2 separate regions of the Homo sapiens genome follow, and region 1 is linked to region 2. A link is a loop called in an ENCODE intact Hi-C map of the cell type or tissue named here. Cell type or tissue: GM12878. All regions are shown on one strand.

Region 1 (8,000 bases), 450 kb before region 2:
GGCCACATGCCTTTGGCTTAGTCATTTACCTTCTCTAAGCCTCAACTGCCTCATCTGTAAAATGGGAATTTTATGTCTCATAAACCCAGCCTTGGCTGGGCTTGGTGGCTCACGCCTGTAATCCCAGCACTTTGGGAGGCCAAGATGAGCGGATCACTTGAGGCCAGGAGTTCAACACCAGCCTGGCCAACATGGTGAAACCCCATCTCTACTAAAAATACAAAAATTAGACGGGCGTGTTGGCGTCTGCCTGTAATTCCAGCTACTTGGGAGGCTGAGGCACAAGAATTGCTTGAACCCGGGAGGTGGAGGTTGCAGTGAGCCAAGATCAGGCCATTGCACTCCAGCCTGGGTGACTGAATGAGACTGTGTCTCAACAACAAAAAATAGCCCAGCCTTATGAGACACTGGTGAGCATCAAAGGAGATAAAGTGTGAACAAATATTTGTCAACTCTCAAGGGACATTAGGACGCAAGCTCTTATTCTGTCTGACTAGGTTTGACCTTCCCCAAATCCCCAAATGCTCCCCAGCCTGGAGGGCTTCCTTGGTGGGGGCTGAGCTTCCAGAGCCAGACCCAAGCTCCGTGTTGGTGTCGACCTTGGTCTCGTTTCCCATCCCTCTTCCACAAGCCCACCTTCTAGGAGGTTCATGGTGTCCTATTTGCTGTGAACAGGGACTGACCTATAATTGCAGGCTATTAACTGTATTTTCCTCTCTCATTTGCATACATGAATTTTGCCCTACTTCCAGAAAGCAAATTACAGGCTGGAAATCAGAATATTTCAGAAAGGGGTGATGGGGTTGGAGCGGAGTGATCGCTACATAATGAAGTGTCCGATGCTAAGGTCAAGGCTGGGCCAGGAAAGCGTCCACTGTGGGCCCATGTTCATCCAGGTAATGGGTTCGGGGGGTCTGGGAGGTGGCAGAGGGACCTCCCAGGCTGGGCTTCTCTCTAAAGGCCAAGGCAGGTGGCCCTGGCTCCTGCACCACAGGACGTGGCCCAGGGAGACAGGTGGTAGCTGCAGATGCAGTATGGCATTGTTCTCCTAGACATCCCTGGGTACTGGCTAGGTCTCTGCTGGGTTGGGTTCTGAGCAAGGACGAGTGAGATGGGAGGGGAGGGGGGATTAAAGCTCTCTGACCTCGGGTTCTGGATTTCCCATCTTGGCTGGCTCAGGGGGCCAGTCGGGTTATCACCAAAGCTGCAAAATTGCATCTTTGTGTCCTTTCTCTCTGGATTGAAAAAATTTGCTAAATTTGCTAGTTTGGATGCTTTTTTTTTTTGACCTGGGTAATGTCAAAGAGTTATAGACCCCAGGTACGATCAGGTGCAATGTCTACATTTTAAACATCAGGGAAGAAAGGTTGAGCCCCACATCCAACTGTGAGCTCTTTCATGGCCGTGTGTGCTCCTTGAATTCAAGTTTCTCTCTAGCTCTCATCAGCGGGGCACCTCTGTAAGCTAAACATGATTTGGATGGGAGTGGGGAGGGCTAGAAACCCAAACATCTATAGGGACCAAACCCGCCACAGAAATGAGCGTGCTGGACTGAGGAGGAAGCAATAAAGAATTTTACTCATTCCTTCATTTAGTCAGCTGGGTTTTTTTGTTTGTTTGTTTGTTTGTTTTTTTGAGATGGAGTCTTGCTCTGTTGCCCAGGCTGGAGTGCAGTGGTGCAATCTCGGCTCTCTGCAACATCTGCCTCCTGGGTTCAAGCGATTCTCCTGCCTCAGCCTCCCAAGTAGCTAGGATTAGAGGTGTGTGCCACCATGCCCTGCTAATTTTTGTATTTTTAGTAGAGATGGAGTTTCACCATGTTGGCCAGGCTGGTCTTGAACTCCTGACCTCAAATGATCCACCTGCCCCAGCCTCCCAAAGTGCTGGGATTACAGGTGGGAGCCACTGCACCCGGCCTGTTTTTTTAAAGAGACAGGATCTTGCTCCGTCACGCAGGCTCACTGCAGCCTTGACCTCCTGAGCTTAAGGGATCCTCCCACTTCAGCCTCCCAAGTAGCTGGGACTATAGGCGTATGACACCATGCCCAGCTAATGTTCAAATTTTTTGTAGAGACGGCGTCTCACTGTGTTGCCCAGGCTGGTCTCAAACTCCTGGCTTCAGGCGATCCTCTCACCTTGGCCTCTCAAAGCCCTGGGATTATAGGCGTGGGCCACTACGCCTGGCCCAGCAAACACTTATATATGGCTCATTCTGTGCTGGGTGCCGTTCTACTCACTTTGCAAATATTAACTCATCTCACCTTCATAGCGATTCTATGTAGTTGGTTCTATATTGATCCCCATTCTGCAGGTGAGAGAACTAAGCAGAGAGAGATTAGGAGACTTGCCAGCTGGTAGCAACAGAGCTGGGCTTTGAGCCAGACCACATGGTGGGGGCTGGGGATGCTGGAACAGGCACAACCTACAGTCCTGGCCCCCTACAGAGGGAGCTGAGGCTGGACTGCACTCCAGCCCCATTTTGCCAGATTTTCCAACATTTCAAGATAAACTGGAAATCTATAATTGTATGTGAAATCCTCCAGTTAAAAAAAGTTCACTTTATTTATTTATTTTTTTGAGATGCAGTCTCGTTCTGTCACCCAGGCTGGAGTGCAGTGGCGTGATCTCAGCTCACTGCAACTTTCGCCTCCTGGGTTCAAGTGATTCTCCTGCCTCAGCCTCACGAGTAGCTGGGATTACAGGCATGCATTACCATACTCGGCTAATTTTTTATATTTTTGGTAGAGACGGGGTTTCCTCATGTTGGCCAGGCTGGTCTAGAACTCCTGACCTCAAGTGATCCGCCTGCCTCGGCCTCCCAAAGTGCTGGGATTACAGGTGTGAGCCACCACGCCCGGTCAAGTCACTTTAATTTTGTAGGCACTGTGCGGCTCAAACAAAGTGCTGGATTTGGCCTGAGGGATTTGGGTGGGCATCTTCTGTCTGTGAGGAGGAGGAGGAAGGAAGGAGGAAGAGAAAGGAGAGGAAGGCAGAACTGAGAGGAGGAGGTTGGAGTGAAAAGGCTGCTGATGACAAACACCATTTATCCAACAAGCATTTGTTCATTTATTTATTTTGAGACAGAGTCTCGCTCTGTTGCCTAGGCTGGCGTACAGCGGTGTGATCTCGGCTCACTGTAACCTCTGCCTCCTGGGTTCAAGCGATTCTCATGGGATCACAGGCATGCGCCACCACCAGTTTAATTAAAGCCAGTTGATTTTTAAAATATTTTTTGCGTTTTTAGTAGAGATGGGGTTTCACCATGTTGGCCAGGCTAGTCTCGAACTCCTGACCTCAACCGATCCACCTGCCTTGGCCTCCCAAAATGCTAGGATTACAGGCGTGAGCTGCCGCGCCTGGCCCCAACAAGCATTTATTGAGCATCTATTGTATGCCCAGCCCTGTGCTGCTGCTGAGGGAACAGATACGACCAAGGCATGACTTGCCCCAGGAAGAGCTTATCGCTTTCTTCTCATCTGATCTGAGCTTCAAAAATGAGTGTGCTGTGGTGGGAAGGGCCCCTGCACCAGCCCAGCTCAGAAGACCTGGGCTCATCTCCGCTCTGAGCCCGGCTCACTGCCATGTTGGACTCTCTAAAGTTCCTTTGCTTCTTAACCTGAAGGAGCAGGGGCTGAGCGGGAGGGGCTTCCTCTGCCCACCTACCTTTATTAAGGGCTCAGAGTGGCCACGCCAAAGCCAGTGTTGGTGCACCTAAGAATTGCGGGGCCGGCCCCGCCCCGGGATCCCCAAGCAGGGCTGCCAGGGCACCTGTTTGACATCCCGGGGCTGGTTACTGCTCCCTTTGCACTGAGCCTGTGATTCTGGAAGCCGCCGCTAGGGGGACGGTGTTGCTGTCCTCACACGACAGTGGGCCTGGGCCGAATTGCTGAGAAAAGCAGAAACGACTCCTCACTCGGGCGCCGCTTGGTCTCCATCGTCCTGCCCTTGAAGCCCAGATGCCCCAATGCCCCAGTCCCTGGCATCCTTCACTGACCGAGGTGTGGGAGCAGGTGGGTGGGGGGGGCTCTGCATCCGTAAACAGAGTCGCACAGAGGTAGGCAGCACACAAGGAGCAGAGGCAGGTCTCTGCTGCCCCCGCCTCCCCTCCAGCCCCTTCCCCCATCTGAGAACCTCATCGAATTGACTGATTCATTCCTGGTGACTTCTGCAGCCGCCACTTCCGTGGCTGCACCTTGAACTTGCATTAAGTTTTAATTAAAGCCGTTTCACCGGCCTTGCCCTTGGCTAAATGCAGCTGTGGGCACAGGGCACATAGATATTTAATACTCTGCCTCTCCCCGCTGATGGCGCAGGGTGCCCAAGGGTGTACCCGAGCCGTGCCCTGCTCGCAGCGATCTGCGAGCTCGCTTAAGTGTGCCCACAGGCCCCGAGCGGGAGGCCGCGCAATAACTATTCATTGCCCTGGGTTAAGTGTGCCCAGGGGCACCCGTAAACTCAATGCAGTGATTAGCGATTGCTCCCAGTGAAGGCTGCCCGAGCTCCTGCGGAATGTCCACGGGCCCTAAATATAGCCTCCTCCTGGCGACTTAAAGGGCACGGTGCGTTTTGGCTGCGTACTTGTCACGTCTTCCCTTCCTTTCTTTTTTTTTCTTGGAGACAGAGTCTCACTCTGGCCAGAGTCGCCCAGGCTGGAGTGAGTGGGACAATCTCAGTTCACTGCAACTTCCGCCTCCCAGGTTGAAGCGAACCTCGTGCCTCAGCCTCCTGAGTAGCTGGGACTACAGGCGCCTGCCACCACTCCTGGCTAATTTTTTTATTTTTTATTTTTTGTATTTTCGGTAAAGATGGGGTTTCACCATGTTGCCCAGGCTGGTCTGGAACTCCTGAGCTCAGGTGATCCACCCGCCTCAGCCTCCCAAAGTGCTGAGATTCCAGGCATGAGCCACTGCACCTGGCCTTCCCTTCCTTCTTTTAGCAGAATTGCTTCCCTCCTTCTTACAGCCTGGCCTCTGGGGGCCTCTCTGTCTTCTTCCTGGTTCAGCAGGGGAGATGGGCTGGGGCACCATGGTGCAGCTTTGGTGGTGTTGTTGAGGAATTGCCGCATCCTCCTCATTCTGCCAGACCTTGTGGACATCTCCTCCATTTCTTCCACTTTGCTCCCCAAGGGAAGGCAGCACCCCCTAAAAGCAAGGCCATCACAGGGCTGACCCGAGGGGCTCCCTGTGGGCAGCCCGAGCCTGCTGCCAACATGGGCTCTCTGGGGCCAAGGAACAGCCGAGCTGGGCAACTGGGGAGGCTGCATGGTGGTGGCGGGCCTTTTCCTGGCCCCACCCACTCCTTTCTGCTTCTGGAAGCCCTTCTTTGCCCCTGGGGAGAAGAGGTGGGTAGCCTTGAGTTGGGGAGCTGTCAAGATGAGTCAGTCCACTCTGGCTCCAGTCTCCTCATTCTGTATTGGGTAGGAGAGGGGGTCTGATGGTCTCCGAGGGACCCTCTGCTGGTCTGTGACTCTGTCCGGTGCCACAACCTCCCTGGCCAAGTCTGACGCAAAGGCAAAGGGGCATTTGGAGAAAGTAGAGAGACTTGAGAGAGCACCTGGGTGGGGTGGCACTGGCTGCAGAGGGGTTTTGGGGAAGGTGCCTTGCCCACGCCATCACCTTGGGCCCTGGTCTGTGAAACGGGAGAATGGTGCCACCCTACGGGATGGCTGTGAGACTCAGGCGCGGTACGAGAAACCACTGTCTCGGTTTGCCTGGGCCTGTCTCAGTTTTAGCACTGAAAATCCCACATCAGGGGAACCTCCCCACTGCTGGGGAACCGGGATGGTTGGTGCCCCTAAGAATGGTGCCATTGGGGGGCACATGTGTACTCTCTGGGACCGTAGAAGCCCTCACTCTCTACTTCTGCTAGTTGGATCCAAAGTGGAAAGAAAAAGGGCGAGAAAGAAATTGGGACTTAGGGAGAAAAACAGACAAGAGGCCTAGGAAACAGCCCCAATGGAAGTGGGCCGTGAGCAGGGTTGGTCCCATGCACACCCGCTCTTGGCCTCACCAGCTGCGCCCAGGACCCCAGCTGCCCCCTTGGCCGGGCCTAGGATGGCAGCTGAGGCAGTGACATTTCCCTGCGTCTGTTGACACTCGAGTCCCAGAACATAAATGATTTTCTTGTCTTAATGAGCAAACAACCCTGCGGCACAGCTCTCTCACCGGCCTCCTGCTGGGGTAATTGCCGGTGCTGATGGGCACAGGCAGGGATGTTTGCTCACCTTTGCTCACCGCTTGCAGGAGACATTGCTTCCTCTTTGTCTCTGCAGGTCTCCCGGCCCCTGCCCCTGTGGAGGGACAATAGACAGGTAAGCGGGCCCCATTGAAGTAGCAGGAGCAACTCTCTGGAAGTTTCTGCTAGGACTGGTGGGTGCTCAGGATGCTCTGAGGCAGCTTTTGAGTTTGCTTGTCCTCCGGAGAGTGTCGTGGATGGTACAGACTCTTCAAGGACCAGGTCTTGCCGGCTGAAGTTTGAAGCTCCCACTGATGCCCTCCAGGCAGAGGCCTGAGGCCATCTGAGAACAATCTTGAAGAGGGGACCCCAGCTTTGGGTGGGAGGCTGGGTTGGAAGGCTGTAAGGTCCTTCCTGTGCTAAGATTCTCTCTGCCAAGTCTCCAGTGACAGGGAGCTTGTTCCTTTGTAAGGAGCTTGTTCCATGTTGCACAGGTGTTTCCCGAATTTTCCTTCTGCTGGTCCTTTGAGTGTTTCCCGCAGCCTCCCCGAAGGATCCAGTCCCTCTTCTCCATTTCACATCCCTTTGAATATTTGGGGTCAGTGAGCTTGACCTCCCCAAGTCTTCCTGATGTCTCCCTGCCAGTCCTCCTGAGATGGGAGCTGGCGACCCTTCCCTGTCCCTCTGCCCGCATCTGGCCCTCACCTTTATTCAAGACCCTGATTCCCATGTCCCACTAAAGGGTGGCAAACAGAGCCAAGGACAGGACTCCAGTTGTGCCCAGCCAGGGCGGCATAGGGGCCGACTGGTTGGCATTGCTGTTAGGGGTAACTGTGTGTTCGTTCTTTCAGTTGCGTTGTACACCTACTGTGTGCCAGGCACCCCTGCAAGGGACCTCCTACCCTAAAGTATAAGCGTGCTAGCGTCTGGTTGACTCTCCTCCCAGAGTGGCCTGCCGTCCTGCCTCCTGGCCTAGATTATCCTCCCCGTGACCCTGTTGCCTTCCTAGGTGACCCTTCAAGTGTCCCCTCTCCGTAACCCCTAGTGACCGTGCCTCCCTGGCCACATGGTTTGTGATCGTGTCCTCTTTCTCCAGACTCCATGGCTGCTGTCCCTTCGAGGGGAGCTGGTGGCTTCTCTTGAAGACGCCAGCCTGATGGGACTGTATGTGGACATGAATGCCACCACTGTCACCGTCCAAAGCCCGAGACAAGGCCTTCTTCAGAGGTGGGAGGTCAGTGGTGGGCAGCAGGCTCTGCCAGGAGGTGAGGGGCCTCTGGGGCATAGCACCTAGAAGAGCAGGTTGCCACCCCTCCAGTGACAAGTCAAATGTCCACCTGCGAGACTGGACAGATTTAGGCAGGCGCCTTCGAAAATTGGGCCCCATTAGCGTAAAGCGCTCCGCTCTGCAGATGAGGGGCTCCTGCAATCATGCATTCAGTGCGTCCTGATCATGGCGGCAGGAGCGTAATTACCGTCTCTTTAAATAGCCCAAAGTTGCTGTGTAAGAGAAGACGGCTCACATGACATTTGCTCTGAGCTCGCTTCCTGCTAAAAATATCTCAGCTAAATAATATTTCCTAGTTGCATCGGCGCCATAATCCCTGACCTGGGCTTTGTAACACTTGGGGCTTTAGTTCAGAGACTAATTCGAAGGTAGGAGAGGGGGCCCCTGTGGAGGGAGTCTGCATCTGGAAGGAGCAGTTTTGGAGACCTCAGGGGGGACCCCCCTTCCTCCCCAGGTGCTGAACACCTCTGCTGAGCTCCTGCCACTATGGCTGGTGAGCGGTCACCATGCCTATTCTTTAGAAGCTGCTTGCCCACCG
Region 2 (8,000 bases):
ATGCACCAAGTGAGAGTCTTGGACACTTGTGTTCTATTCTACAGTGTAAGGGTTCACCCGTGGATTTCCCAATATATACACTACAAGAATGTAAGAAAAGAGCACAGAGAACTGGCCTTTATATTTTATTTTTTCAGCCCTTCACAGAGGGTCCAGTCTGTGAAACGGGATGACGCTCTCAATATCCCCAAGGAGACAAAACCACTGAGGCAGAGAGGAGGTTCCCCCTGGCATCGGGTTTGCCATCAGCCGTGTGTAGCTGTTCAGTCTTGCAGGTCTGTGGAGCACCCCTGCCCACCACCCGGGGGAGGCAGGGAGTAGACCTCTATTCATCTAACCCTTAACCCTCCCCATCCCATCTACATATCAAATTAGCCATGCTTAATTAACAGAGATGCAAATAGTCAGGGACCGAAATAAAGGTTTTTGACAAGAAGCAAAGAGGGATACTTTTTTTTTAAGGAGAGGAGAGCGAAAAAGCACCCAAAACAAAAGGTCAACCTACAAATAACTGAGGAAATGAGAGAGAAAAGGCACAGGTCAGGACTTCCCATAAAGGTCTGAAATTTTCTGTTTGTAACTCAGGGTTCACATGGAAAAGTAACGCATGACAGAGGAAGAGACACTTCTGGGGAAGTCAAGTTGGGACAAAGGTTCTAGAGTCCACCATTTGCCTGGGACTTACTTCCCTAGACTGCATTCAAATTGGGCTTCTGCTCCCTGCTCCCCTCACTCATTTCAAGAAAGAAATTATTTAATTTTTTTCAAATACTGAATCCCTAAGGCCCAAAGATGTGCCGTTTCCTCAAAAACTAAGCATCTTCTAGTTCACAGCAACTCCTTTCTGCCCCCCATATACTCTGACAATGCTAGCCTCTCGGTCACAGGGTGTAACCTTCATTTAAAAAAAAAAAAAATCACAGGTTCTGCTTCCCATTTAGAAAAAAAAAAAAGAACAAAATGGAAAGAAAGAATAAATATGAATTTGGAGGGGAATTCTGCCAAAACCTGAACCTCCAAAATCTGGTTCAGCCACATTCTTGCCCACAACCAGTACTTCTCGGTGCCTCCCTACATTTTTCAAAATGCAGCTGCACAACCTCTTAAAATTCAGATTTCTAGCACCTATAATTACAGGCCTCTCAAGCCAGGCTCCTTTAATTAATGAGCCTGACTCCTCTCTCTTCAAAGGAAGTCTGCATACGGGCTATATCAGAGGGTGAACCGACCCGATCAGTGCCTATCTGATCACTGCCTGATGCAGCCAGCACTCTGCCCCCAATAGGAGAGGGAGTTGCCCCTCACCCCCACCTCCACTGCCCAGTTCAACACATCTCAATCTGGCACAAGCCAATTGTGCAGTTAAGGCCATCAAACAGTTCTTGGAACTTAAGGGAAGAGAAAGCAGCTTTGCTGGGTGTGACCAGCAAAATCCAAAGAGAATTCGATTCTCCCTGGTTCACGTGCTCCTCTGACCTCACTTCTTCCTACTGCTGGGGTGAAATGCAGAGTGCAGGCTGAAGACAGTCACTGGTCAAGGCTGGACAAGCAACAGAGGGAGCAGGCTTGGGCTCTGAAAACTGGAAAAGAAAAGAACAAACCGAGGTCTGACCGTCATCCCAAGGCTGAACTAAAACTGCAAAGAAAGGCTCTGCCATCTTAAAACAAAACATGTGGAGAAGGGCTTGTGAGGCACGGCTGTTGCTCTCCAGGTCTAGAGAAGAATCTGAGCACATCCCAAGGACAGCCCGTGACCTCGGGATCACTCACCAGGCTGTCCTCACCCATTCTCCAAACTACTTTCTTTCTAAACCAATACCTGACGACCAGTTTTTAAAGTACTGGTTTTCCTTCTGGCTGTTCTGGGGCAGCTCAGCCTAATCTGTTTGTATCTGCTTCAGATGCCAAGTCAACCCATAGCTATTCTCCTGCAAGTAGCTAGAAGCTGGTTTGTACCCATGTTAGCTGGGAGACCAGACTGTCCTTGGCCACAACAAAGACTAGAAAGGGTTGCAAACAAAGTCACAGATGCCAGCACAGACGAGGCTTGGGTCAAATCAAGACAATCCCAGGTAAAGTTTCAGGCAGGAGATTTGAGATCCTGTAAAAGACTCCCACGGACCTGGCAATAATGAAAACAGGTTTGGTTCAGTCACCGCCATCTGATAACCGTTTCTCAAGGTCCCACGGCAAACCTAGTGGGTCCCACAGCAAACCCAGTGGGACAACATTTGCATTACTGACCAAATAGACACACTCTTCTACAAAGAGAGACAAAGTTCTCAGACTATGTACTCAGTAACACAGTTTCTACAGTTCTTCTAGTTTCTCATCTGTGATTTGGACTATAAAACAGGGCTAGGGAACAACCAGAGAACAGCATTAGCATTAATAAATGAAAACTTAAGACACATAGGCCTGGCTTCTTAGTTCTGCCCAGGGTATTTCACAGTGCAGATGTCAAAAATTGAATTAGATCATTCGGTATTCTGCCAGAAAAGGAGTTTCCAGTGACTTTCTGCTATTGCAAATACAATTTTGGAAGAAAGGGGAAAAAACAGTAGCATCAGTCTACCCAATGGTTAAACCCTCAAATCAAAGTAAGGTATGATCACAGACCACTGAGTCTAACTCCATGGCACCTGTCTTGTTTCCTGGCATGGCTACCTGCCATCGTTATGCCCAACACACAGAGGCTAATATAGGATATCGTTTCTGCTCTCCCATTAGATCCAGTCTTCAAATCTGTCAGCATGTCACAACCTGGATCCCCTGACCACAGCACACAGTGGAGTTCCAGGCTGAGACATGACAGGCTGATCACAAGGAGCAGCCACTTCCTTTTTCTCAAATCACAAGCAGACAAGCAGCCAGAGCCGGGTGAAGGATTTTTTACTTTGGTTTGGTTTTTCAACCAAGACATTCTCAAAGTTTATTGTTCTATGAAGTGGAAACATTTAGTTTTCTAACAAACAATTAGAAGCACAGGAGTAGAGAACATGAAACTGAGAACGAAGCTCAGGATACACAAAAATAAGAGGCTGGGAGGCAGCTGAGATCAGGAATGTCCAGGGATCCTCGGCCACACAAGCCGGCCAGGCACTCTCTTTCCAGGGTGTCTCAAGGGGAAATCACCCATCGATCCTGGGACACACGAGTTCTAGGACCAATCCCTTACCTCAGAACAGCCTCGGCCTCAAATTCCTGCTTGCGCTTTAATGTTTAAATTATTAAATGCATTAATGTATTTACATTATTCAAGTCTTATGTGCATTTTTCTAAGATAATTTATGTATAAGAGTTTGAATGTCCATGACTGTTAATGTCTACAACCCTTCCTGTTCATTATTGATTCTGGAAGAAAAAAAAAAAAGTCAGAGTTTTAATGCCTTATTTTTAATGTATTAAGAGTCTGAATAAGTGCATTCTCTTTTTTCTTTTGTAATTTCATAATTTAAGTAGTGCATTTATTAAACTGACACAGTATGAATTGTGGTGAAGCCTGGCACAGATCCATGCTGCTGGAGAGCCCGCTGGAGGACGGAGCCCACTCTTCTGTGACCAGGCAGCAGCCTGGCTCTCCCTCTGCGCTCTCTTCCCACCTACACAGGGGCAGGCGGCAGGGGAGTGGCAAGCATTTGCCCAAGGAGATTTTCTCCCTCCTTTTTCAAGTTCTTGCCCAAATCAGCTCTCCTTGTTACCCAGGCTTTTAAGGGGGACAGTTTTCTGCACACAGAAGTTCTCATCTAGATGCACTGCAGGTGATAGCAGAACAGATCGCAATCAGTACACAATTTTCAAGAACAATAAAAATGCCAGAAGCTTGGTGTAGCAAAAACAAGCAAACAACTACTTTTTTAAAGGAATCTCCAAATGAGAGACAAACATCTCAAAGAGACAACACCTCCAACTCAAGCAGAAAAACTTCTTTCTTTTGAAATCCAGTTTCCCCAGCAGATAACCCCTCTTTCTCCTATAGCCAGTAGAGCGACAGTGACACCCAATGGCCTATTAGTTCAATCCCAACTGAGCATTCCCCAATGGCTTTCCCTTGAGTTGCGTCTTAGGCCCAAAGTTCCTGTGTGAACGTGGAACCTTGAACAAAATAAGGTATTAGCTACTCACCAAGAAGGTGAATCGCTAATAGACCAATTTCCTGCCAGGACATTGAACAAACACTGTATATTGTTACACACGTGCACAAACAACACAGTATAGCACACCTCACTATGGCATCTTTCTGGCGGGTGACGACCACGTGCGTACACAGGCGCTCGCACATACACACATACAGATGCACAATACGTGGGCTGAGCAGCACCGTACAAATCAACCTGAACTGGGAGAAAGGATGACAGAAGTTTCTCACTGCTGTTTTAGAAGGTGACTCTGCCGTTTCTAACACCATACACACACACACACACACACACACACACACACACACACACACAGAGGCATAGATTATTTTATACATTTTTTCCTTTTTTTCTATTTCCTTCTTTTCTTTCTTCTTTTTTTCTTTTTTGGCTACTCATTACCATTCTTTAACTGTTACAATTTATATCAGCATATAATGTTAAATAATTACAGGGAGCGGAGCTCACTCTAGTGAGGATATAAACGCGCTGTGGGAATCTACAGATTTAAACAAATAACACTCACAGCAGGGGGTGAGCGGATGAATTAGCATTAATATCCTGCCTGGGAGATCCCAGTGCACTGGTACTGCTTAAATACAGATCTTTTCTGTAACAGTCAATATGACAGCTCCCGGCAATACGGCCCCTTTCCCTTTCCCAGTCAATATAGCAGCCAGTGAAAATAGAAACGTCCCTATAGCAATCAATATAGCAGCCAGCTAAAATAAACCCTTCCCTTTTAAGGGCTATATAATAGTCAGCTAAATGGAAGAATTGGCACCCCTGCTGGATAGCTCAGCAGAGAAGCCAAGGAATGAGCAGGCCATGAGCACTAAATGATCCTTCTGTTCCTCAGAGGCCCTGCCCAGGGAAGGGGAAGATATCCTTAGGTAGAGAACCAAGAGGGAACCTGCGAGGGACACTTGGCTCCCAGGCCCTAGGAGTAATTACCCATGTCCTAAGCAGGCTATCGGGCCACCCCTCACTGCAGTTCAATTAAAACGGCCAGAAACTTTAGAATCCTTGTTCAAGCTGTCGGCTGGAACAGGGGAACACACTGGTCTTTGGTGGGAACTGAGACCATGTTGACTCAAACCCCGCCACCATCCTGTTCCCACCTTAGCCTCAGAAGGGTAGAGTATTATGTGAACAGCCTGTGGTTTTCTGATTTCTAGAATCAGGGATAGCAGCTATGTTAGAATCAGACAACCAGCCAGGTGGGTGAAAAACAGCATTCTATGTGGAATCCTACCCCAGTGTATATACAGAACTCACTTTCAAAACTCACAGCCATCAATTTGTTAACTATTGTGAAAACACGCTATTTTCTCCCACTCACATCATAGAAAACACTCTCACACTCTCCTTCATTGGAGGCATACAGGAAAAAAAATGTATTCTAATATAAGTCAAAGGATGGCTCACCCTGAAGGCCAAAAGAGACCAAAGGCCTTTTATAAAAGAAGGAAAAGGGCCGGGCACGGTGGCCTACGCCTGTAATCCCAGCATTCTGGGAGACCAAGGTGGGTGGATCACGAGGTCACGAGATCCAGACCATCCCAGCTAACACGATGAAACCTCATCTCTACTAAAAATACAAAAAATTAGCCGGGCGTGGTGGCACACGCCTGTAGTCCCAGCTACTCAGGAGGCTGAGGCAGGGAATCGCTTGAACCCGTGAGGCGGAGGTTGCAGTGAGCCGACATCACGCCACTGCACTCCAGCCTGGCGACAGAGCAAGACTCCATCATAAAAAATAAAAGTTAAAAAAAAAAAGAAGGAAAAGAACAGGGAGCATTTCATTTAAAAACGATCCTATGCATCTGAATATATTGTTCTTTTTCATTATAACTAGCTACTTCTAAAATTAGTTCAGTTGGATTTAAGGATTTGACAAATGTGGAATATAACCACCGACGCCAGTGCAGGTTTCCAACCAACACCCCTGAAGTTAATGCTGGGATTCTGCTATGCTTCAAAGCAGGCGAACATCAGGGATCCACCCCACCTTCATTAAAATTCCACAATCTGTCTGCCATCCTTTGGATGAATCCACAGAAGTCTCTGTTTCCCTGGCCAGGTGTTTCAACACCCAGCAATGCTCATGTCATCAATCAGGTGACTTAGTCAAGTGCCACAGTGTTGGGTATCAGAAAAAAAGATCCAGAAAGTCCTGGTCTGAGAGCTCTAGTCCTTAAAAATTTAGACTTGGGCCAGGCACGGTGGCTCACGTCTGTAATCTCAGCACTTTGGGAGGCCGAGGAGGGCAGATCACGAGGTCAGGAGGTCGAGACCATCCTGGCTAACATGGTGAAACCCTGTCTCTACTAAAAATACCAAAATTAGCCGAGCGTGGGGGCAGGCGCCTGTAGTCCCAGTTATTCGGGAAGCTGAGGCAGGAGAATGGCGTAAACCCGGGAGGCGGAGCGTGCAGTGAGCCAAGATTATGCCACTGCACTCCAGCCTGGGTGACAGAGCAAGACTCCGTCTCAAAAAATATATATATTTAGACTCAACACCCCACCTAAGCCATAAGACTGAGCAGAAATTCTAGTATGTGACACCTCTGGAGAGAAACAGGTTAACACAATCAAGCCTCTCTTCTGGCAATACACGTGTTGATGAGGTCCTGCAGTCCACAGAAGACTTGGAAGTCAAAGAGGTCACAGGTCCCAGAGACCACAGAAGTCAGAGGTCCCACGGGCCACAGAGGTCAGAGATCTCACAGGCCACAGAAGTCAGAGGTCTCACAGTCCATGGAATTCAGAGGTCCCTGGGTCCACAGAAGTCACAGTCCCACGGTCTATGGAAGTCAGAGGCCCCACAATCCACAGAAGTCATAAATTCTAGAGTCCACAGAAGTCAGGAGTCCATAGTCCACAGATGTCAGGGGTCCCTCCATCTCTAGAAGTTATAGGTCCTACAGTTCATGGCAGACTTTCCTAGGAAAATTTAAACTCTGATGTGCATGGTCATTTCCATTTCTAAACCCTACACAAAAATCTGAGGGGAGACACGCTCAATCAGATAGCATTAAAGCTGGAAAGAACGCACCATGATGTTAGCAAAAACCACTTCAACTACTCATGCCATTAGAGTCATCAAAGGGGGGAGGCAGGAAGGAAGGGAGGGACAGAGAAAGAGACAGTAATGAAAGAGAAAATAAGTCTGAAAAGAAAGGAGAAAATAGAAATATAAAAGATTAGAAAAAACAGGAGATAACAAAATAAAAAAGACAAAAACCTCACTTTGGCATTTACAGTTTAAAGCTGTCAGGGCATTTTATGAAATGACAGTTGCAATAAAACAAATAGAATGGTGAGTCATCTGGGTTCCAACTTCTGAGTCAAAAGGGGCTGTTTCTAGACAAACCAGCAGCTCTGCTGCCTGCACATTTAACGATGCCTATCGGTGCACCACAGCTACGGAACAGGATGTGGAGAACGAGGAGGTGGGAGTGAGCATTGTCTTTACTGGTCCCAGTGTCATTGCAAATAAAGACTGTCAAGATTTAAACCATAATAATGGAAAGGCTATAAAGGTCTCAGTTATAATGTTTCCTCTGATGTTCCCTTTCATAAAATGGCCTCTTTATGTTGCTTGCGTAGCAGTCATCCACTGAACATCGGCATATGTGTGGCCCAGTGGGAATGTTGCACCCTAAGTTCCTAGCAGGACGCCAGGCAGCAACTGTGCAATCCAACTCCTTGGCTCATCATCTCCATCGCACATAAGTGAGCACACACACTCACTCATTCCACAAATATGTATGAGTGCCTATTTTCTGCCAGGAGCTGAGCAATACGGTATATGCCCAACCCATACAGGGCTTAGCAAAGTGCCTAGGTGCCAAACAGCCAG

The links. Peaks named below come from ENCODE experiments on the same cell type or tissue, not always from the same donor. Only the 100,000 strongest peaks of a DNase experiment are listed, where the experiment ranks them.
Region 1: it touches region 2 in a loop (3-fold over the local background); 7 of 110 quality-filtered maps call a loop at or near these places.

What each region holds. Positions count from the first base shown.
Region 1 is chr1:10,957,024-10,965,023 of GRCh38, reverse strand. It overlaps CIROZ (ciliated left-right organizer protein containing ZP-N domains), which reads left to right. Exons shown (of 13, transcript NM_001170754.2): 5 at 753-896; 6 at 6,272-6,310; 7 at 7,271-7,408; 8 at 7,917-8,000. Among named protein-coding and RNA genes, the nearest start is that of CIROZ, 21 kb to the left of the region's middle. RefSeq lists a silencer at 3,658-3,952 and enhancers at 4,255-5,024, 5,794-6,563. In GM12878, a CTCF peak has its summit at 3,835; no DNase peak of the experiment used is centred here; H3K27ac peaks cover 715 bases; H3K27me3 peaks cover 189 bases.
Region 2 is chr1:10,510,608-10,518,607 of GRCh38, reverse strand. The region is part of intron 2 of PEX14 (peroxisomal biogenesis factor 14); the gene reads right to left. Among named protein-coding and RNA genes, the nearest start is that of PEX14, 40 kb to the right of the region's middle. In GM12878, a CTCF peak has its summit at 3,998; DNase peaks (open chromatin) are centred at 2,166, 5,272 and 7,527; H3K4me3 peaks cover 1,249 bases; H3K27ac peaks cover 6,615 bases.